2 separate regions of the Homo sapiens genome follow, and region 1 is linked to region 2. Evidence: chromatin contacts called from ENCODE Hi-C or POLR2A ChIA-PET data. All regions are on one chromosome and are shown on one strand. The core of a region is the stretch at or near the end of the contact, and the rest is flanking DNA. Distances in the headings are between cores, read along the strand shown.

The links. Hi-C counts contacts between places; a loop is a spot of excess contacts on that map. ChIA-PET counts read pairs that join two places held with the same protein, here RNA polymerase II (POLR2A). Pooled maps may share reads with other maps.
Region 1: a map of head of caudate nucleus shows a loop between it and region 2 (3-fold over the local background). The contact joins two enhancer-like sites. A Hi-C loop is called at or near these places in 3 of 168 maps with a recorded cell type or tissue (aorta, head of caudate nucleus and ovary) and 3 of 50 pooled maps. POLR2A ChIA-PET finds 5 or more read pairs at or near these places in 4 of 52 experiments (H1, MCF 10A, OCI-LY7 and 1 more).

Annotation. Positions count from the first base shown.
Region 1 is chr7:65,958,834-65,962,106 of GRCh38, reverse strand. It overlaps VKORC1L1 (vitamin K epoxide reductase complex subunit 1L1), which reads right to left. Exons shown (of 3, transcript NM_173517.6): 3 at 2,549-3,273. It overlaps GUSB (glucuronidase beta), which reads left to right. Exons shown (of 12, transcript NM_000181.4): 12 at 1,044-1,423. The coding sequence ends at 1,210. Among named protein-coding and RNA genes, the nearest start is that of GUSB, 22 kb to the left of the region's middle. Within about 2 kb of position 1,551, at least 3 of the 41 ENCODE cell types and tissues checked have a DNase peak (open chromatin) inside an H3K27ac peak, as active enhancers do.
Region 2 is chr7:65,744,232-65,747,904 of GRCh38, reverse strand. The region is part of intron 2 of LINC03006 (long intergenic non-protein coding RNA 3006); the gene reads left to right. Among named protein-coding and RNA genes, the nearest start is that of SNORA22, 9.5 kb to the left of the region's middle. Within about 2 kb of position 2,089, at least 8 of the 41 ENCODE cell types and tissues checked have a DNase peak (open chromatin) inside an H3K27ac peak, as active enhancers do.

The DNA of each region.
Region 1 (3,273 bases), core at 302-2,801, 210 kb before region 2:
TACCCCTAGCCCTCTGCCTACCCAGTTACCAGACAGCTGGGTACCCAGCATGTAAACCTTAGTTTGCAAATAAAAGATAAACTTTTAGTGCTTTTTTTTTTTTTGGAGATGGAGTCTCACTCTGTCGCCCAGGCTGGAGTGCAGTGGCACAATCTCAGCTCACTGCAACCTCTGCGTCCTGGGTTCAAGCGATTCTCCTGCCCCAGCCTCCTGAGTAGCTGGGACCACAGGCACCCACCACCATGCCTGTATAATTTTTGTATTTTTAGTAGAGATGAGGTTTCACCATATTGTCCAGGCTGGTCTTAATCTCCTGACCTTGTGATCCGCCTGCTTTGTCCTCCCAGAGTGCTGGGATTACAGGCATGAGCCAATGTGCCCAGCCAGTTTTTGTATTTTTAATAGAGGCGGGTTTCCTCATGTTGGCCAGGCTGATCTTGAACTCCTGACCTCAGGTGATCCACCTGCCTCAGCCTCCCAAAGCACTGGGATTACAGGCGTTGGCCACCACACCTGGCCACTGTTTTGGGTTTTTTTCCCCTAACAGACTAGAAAACTAGAAATTAACACACCAGGGAACCTGGGTGTTTGGGCAGAGCAGTGGTATTTAAATATTTCAACCCATAAATTGTCACTTCAGAGCAAGCATCCTGAAACTGTAAGAGGACATTTGGCTGAGCATGGTGGCTTGTGCTTATAATCCCAGCACTTTAGGGAGGCTAAGGAGGGCAGATTGCTTGAGCCCAGTAGTTTGAGACCAGCCTGGACAACATAATGAGACCTTGTCTTTACTAAAAAATAAAAATAAAAGATTACCGGGCATGGTGGTGCTGGAGAGGCTGAGGCAGGAGGATTGCCTGAGCCCAGGAGGTTGAGGCTGCAGTGAGCTATGATTGTGTCACCGCATTCCAGCCTGGGCAACAGGGAGAAAAAAGAAAAAAAAAGACATTTCTATTTAGTGCCTACCTTAGCTCCAGACTGGTTCTAACTTGACCCATCAGAAGACATCTGAATCGCTTTGTGTCTTTTTTTTTTTTTTGTAGCACCGACGAGAGTGCTGGGGAATAAAAAGGGGATCTTCACTCGGCAGAGACAACCAAAAAGTGCAGCGTTCCTTTTGCGAGAGAGATACTGGAAGATTGCCAATGAAACCAGGTATCCCCACTCAGTAGCCAAGTCACAATGTTTGGAAAACAGCCTGTTTACTTGAGCAAGACTGATACCACCTGCGTGTCCCTTCCTCCCCGAGTCAGGGCGACTTCCACAGCAGCAGAACAAGTGCCTCCTGGACTGTTCACGGCAGACCAGAACGTTTCTGGCCTGGGTTTTGTGGTCATCTATTCTAGCAGGGAACACTAAAGGTGGAAATAAAAGATTTTCTATTATGGAAATAAAGAGTTGGCATGAAAGTGGCTACTGAAAAGCATCTGAAATCATTTCTGTGCGTCGTGCTGTTTTCAGAGCTTTAACTGTGTGTGGACTTTTGAGAAACTGCTGCTCCAACACCCCCACCACGTTCAGAGCAGCTGGTTCCCGAGGGCGTCTGCAGGAATAGCCCCATGGTCCTAGGGCCACCGTGTTTGTGTAGCAAACCAGGCCAGCCTCGACAGGGAGTGAGTAGAAGACTTTCACAGCTGCTGTTCGACTCCTCAGATGAGCTAAAGTCCCACATGTACCAACAAATTCATAGAAACGCTGTCATTGTTGCAGCACTTAACAGGGTCTGTGTGCCAGTTTCTACATAGTTAAGCTGGCAGTGTCTGAATTGGAAGGTTAGAGGTAACTGGTTCTCCCAGAACATTGTTTTGACCTCAGCCATAGGGTCTTGACAGAAATGGACAGATGAGTGTAAAAGCCTATTGGCTTTATCATAACGGATGCCACTGAATGTGACAGGACCTCCTTAAACAACTTTGCCTACAAATCAGCATTCCATGCCTTTACACCCCAAAATGACGCTACCTGCCCCCTCCCAGAGCACAGTCTTTCCTTAAGGAATCTGTCCTCCCTCTCTTCCTGGGCTCCAGTAAGGCAAGGATGGTGCATCAATTCTGATTTGAAGTATACGCTTTGGAAAAATACTCCTTTTGGTGTCCAGTCAGTTGAAAGACAATGAACCAATACAGTTTGTTTTGTTTGTTTTGAGACAGTCTTGCTCCGTCGCCCAGGCTGGAGTGCAGTGGCGCAATCTTGGCTCACTGCAACCTCCACCTCTGGGGTTCAAGCAATTCTCCTGCCTCATCCTCCCAAGTAGGTGGAACTACAGGCATCTGCCACCATTCCCAGCTAAATTTTTAAAAATATTTTTAGTAGAGATGGGGTTTCACCATGTTGGCCAGGCTGGTTTCGAACTCTTGACCTCAGGTGATCTGCTCGCCTCAGCCTCCCCAGGTGCTGGGATTATAGGCGTGAGCCACTGTGCCCGGCCTCCAATATGGTTCTTGCTATAGAACTTGATTTTCCCCTCTCTTGTGGTTGAGCCCCGTGTCTCCACACAGACCCTCCTTTTTAGCTTTCCTGTGCAAGCTCCATGAAAGAAAGAATAAAGTTAATTTCATGTGGTTTTATTAGGCATCGTCCATTTTTTAAAAATGAGTGTAGTCAGTTCCAATTAGGAATCTAGAGCTTCTGTATTTTTTTTATCAACTTCTCTTTAGTTTTTCAAAGGAATCAAGTTTTGTGTTCCAGTATGTCAAAGTATAATGAATAAAACTTTTAGTTGACAAACATTAAGAAAAGTTAAATGTAATAGACACATTTAAATGGTTTACAAATTAGGGGCAGTCCATTGTTTTTTTTCTTGAGCTGGAGTCTTCCTCTGTCGCCTAGGCTGCAGTGCAGTGGCGTGATCTCGTCTCACTGCAACCTCCGCCTCCCTGGTTCAAGCAATTCTCCTGCCTCAGCTTCCTGAATAGCTGGGATTACAGGCGCACACCACAATCCTGGCTAATTTTTCTGTATTTTTCAGTAGAGGCAGGTTTCACCATGTTGGCCAGGCTGGTCTTGAACTCCTGACCTCAAGTGATCCACCCGCCTCTACCTCCCAAAGTGCTGGGATTACAGGCATGAGCCATTGCACCCAGTGGGGGCAGTCCCTTTCCACAGGTCTTGAGCTCCAGCACAGAACACACTTGTTCTATTCCGTGAAGTATGGCTCAGCTGTATTTCCAACGGATTCATCTTTCTTGCCGATGCTACCTTTTTAGAGGATTATACAGGGAGTATTCAAGGTAAGCTAAAGTAAAACTATGGAAAAACAGCTCATTAATACAT
Region 2 (3,673 bases), core at 840-3,339:
CCTGGGCGACAGAGTGAGACCCTGTCTCAAAATTAAAAATAAAAAGAATTTGTAAAAAACAGTAAGAAGAATTGCCATACTCTACACACAGATCCCCCAAATGTAAACATCATATTTAACCCCAGAATAAGAAATTAACATTGACGCATGATCCAATCTATAGATGGCTTTCAAATTTTGCTAATTATATCATGATCTATCTCTGGCCCAGGAGTCTATTTATCCAGAATTACGCTTCGCATTTAGTTGTCATGTCCTTCAGTCTGAAACAGTTCTGCAGTTTTTCAGTCTTTAATGATCTTGGCATTGCTTTTAGTACTGGCCAGTTATTTTACAGAATGTCCCTTACTTTAGGGTTATTTGATATTTCCTTATTTTTTTTTTTTTTTTTTTTTTTTTGTTGAGACAGAGTCTTGCTCCGTCGCGCAACCTGGAGTGCAGTGGCACGATCTCGGCTCACTGCAAGCTCCACCTCCTCGGTTCATGCCATTCTCCTGCCTCAGCCTCCTGAGTAGCTGGGACTACAGGCGCCCGCCACCACGCCCAGCTAATTTTTTTGTATTTTTTTTAGTAGAGACAGGGTTTCACCATGTTAGCCAGGATGGTCTGGATCTCCTGACCTCGTGATCTGCCCGCCTTGGCCTCCCAAAGTGCTGGGATTACAGGCTTGAGCCACCGTGCCTGGCCTCCTTATGATTTTTTAAAAAATTTTTTTGAGACAGAGTCTCGCCCTTTTGCCCAGGCTGGAGTGCAGTTGTGCGATCTCCGCTCACTGCAGCCTCCACCTCCCGGGTTCACGTGATTCTCCTGCCTCAGCCTCCAGAGTACCTGGGATTACAGGCACCTGCCACCATTCCTGGCTAATTTTTGTATTTTTAGTAGAGATGGGGTTTCACTATGTTGGCCAGACTGGTCTGGAACTACTGACCTCAGGTGATCCGCCTGCCTTGGCCTCCCAAAGTGCTGGGATTACAGGCATGAGCCGCTGCGCCTGGCCTCATGTTTCCTTATGTTTAAATGCAGGTTACGGCCGGTCACGGTGGCTCACGCCTGTAATCCCAGGACTTTGGGAAGGCCAAGGCAGGCGGATCACATGATCAAGAGATCGAGACCATCCTGGCAAACATGGTGAAACCCCATCTCTACTAAAAATAGAAAAAATTAGCTGGGCCTGATGGCACGTGCCTGTAATCCCAGCTACTCAGGAGGCTGAGGCAGAAGAATCACTTGAACCCAAGAGGTGGAGGTTGCAGTGAGCAAAGATCGCACCACTGCACTCCAGCCTGGGCAACAGACTGAGATTCTGTCTCAAAAAAAAAAAAAAATGCAGGTTATTCATATTTGGCAAGAACGCCAGAGAAATTATGTGTCATTTCAAGGCATCGTAGGAAGAGTCACATGATGTCAGCAGTTTTTCCCATTCCTGGTGATGTTAACTTTGTTCACTTGGTTAATGTTTGCTAGATTGCTCTACTATAAAGTTGTTATTTTTTCTTTGTATTTAATAAGCATCTTGTGGGAAAATATGTGACTGTTCTGTTTTTCATCATAACAGTGCCTACTAATTTAAGCATCCATCGATGATTTTTTTTTTTTTTTTTGAGGCAGCGTCTCACTCTGTTGCCCAGGCTGGAGTGCAGTAGTGCAATCACACAGCTTACTGCAGCCTCAACCTCCTGGGCTCAGCCTCCTATCTCAGCCTCCTGAGTAGCTGAGACTACAGGCTTGCATCACTATGCCTGGCTAATTTAAAACGTGTGTGTGTGTGTGTGTGTGTGTGTGTGTGTGTGTGTGTGTGTGTGTGTAGAGATGTCATGCTTTGTTGCCTGGGTGAGTTTCAAACTCCTGGGCTCAAGCAGTCCTCCTGCCTCAGCCTCCCAAATTGCTGGGGTTACAGGCTTGAGCCACTGTACCCAGCCCATCAATAATTTTTGCCTGAAACAATTTTTATTGCGATCTTTGTGTTGAGAGTCCTCCATGGATCTGTTGTGTGCTTACATGTCTTGCTGGGTGTGCCAAGAATGCAAGGCCCAAGAATGCTCTTTATTTGGGCCTTTTCTCAGGGTTGTTTACACAGCTGGTAATCTTCAGAGACAAGTTAATGTTTCCTCTTGGACAAAGAGCAGGCTTGCCCACTGCTTGGTATAAAAACAATAGATTTCAGCCAGGCGTAGTGGCTCATGTCTATAATCCCAGCACTTTGATTTTTTTTTTTTTTTTGAGATGGAATTTCGCTCTTATTGCCCAGGCTGGAGTGCAATGGTGCGATCTTGGCACACTGCAACCTCCGCCTCCTGGGTTCAAGTGATTCTCCTGCCTCAGCCTCCTGAGTAGTTGGGATTACAGGCATGCAGCACCACACCCGGCTAATTTTGTATTTTTTAGTAGAGACGGGGTTTCTCCATATTGGTCAGGCTGGTCTCAATCTCCCGACCTCAGGTGATCCGCCCGCCTCAGCCTCTCAAAGTGCTGAGATTACAGGCATGAGCCTTGATTTTTTTTTCTCTTTTCTTTTTTTGAGATGGATTCTCACTCTGTTACCCGGGCTGGAGTGCAGTGGTGCGATCTCGGCTCACTGTAACCTCCGCCTTCTAGGTTCAAGTGATTCTTCTGCATCAGCCTCCAGGCACACGCCACCATGCCTGGCTAATTTTTGTATTTTTGTAGAGACAGGGCTTTGCCATGTTGGCCAGGCTGGTCTCGAACTCTTGACCTCAGGTGATTTACCCTCCTTGACCTCCCAAAGTGCTGGGATTGCAAGTGTGAGCCACCGTGCCCAGCCATCCAGCACTTTGGAAGGCCAAGTCAAGGATCCTTTGAGGCAAGGATTTCAAGACCAGCCTAGGCAACATGGTGAGACCCCATCTCTACAAAAATAAAACAATAAAACACCGAGGTGGGCAGATCACCTGAGGTTGAGAGTTCAAGACCAGCCCGACCAACATGGAGAAACCCCATCTCTACTAAAAAAATACAAAATTAGCTGGGCATGATGGCGCATGCCTGTAATCCCAGCTACTCGGGAGGCTGAGGAAGGAGAATCGCTTGAACCTGGGAGGCAGAGGTTGCGGTGAGCCGAGATTGCGCCATTGCACTCCAGGCTGGGCAACAAGAGCAAAACTCTGTCTCAAAAAAATAATAAAAAATAAAAATAAAAAAATATATAATAAAACAACAACAACAAAAACAATAGATTCCCTGAGCTGAGTGTTCCTCAGCTGTGATCCAAACCCACCATCTTTGAGGCATCCATCTGGGCCACGTTGTGTTACCCCATGGAAGTTGGAGGGAAAGGGGAACTGATGCAAATATCCTGCTGCCTACGCTGCTTGCCATGCTGTAAGCAATAAAGTCCTTTGTCTCTGACCCAGGAGTCTTGTTTGTTTGTTTGTTTCTTTCTTTCTTTCTTTTCTTTCTCTTTCTTTCTTTCTTTCTTTTTCTTTCTTTCCTTTCTTTCTCTCTCTCTCTCTCCTTCCTTCCTTCCTTCTCTCTTTTTTTTTTTTGAGATGGAGTCTTGCTCTGTCGCCCAGGCTGGAGTGCAGTGGCGTGATCTCGGCTCACTGCAGCCTCCGTCTCCTGGGTTCAAGCGATTCTTCTGCCTCTGCCTCCTGAATAGCTGGGACCACAGGCGTGCACCACACACCCGGCTAATTTTTGTATTTTTAGTAGAGGT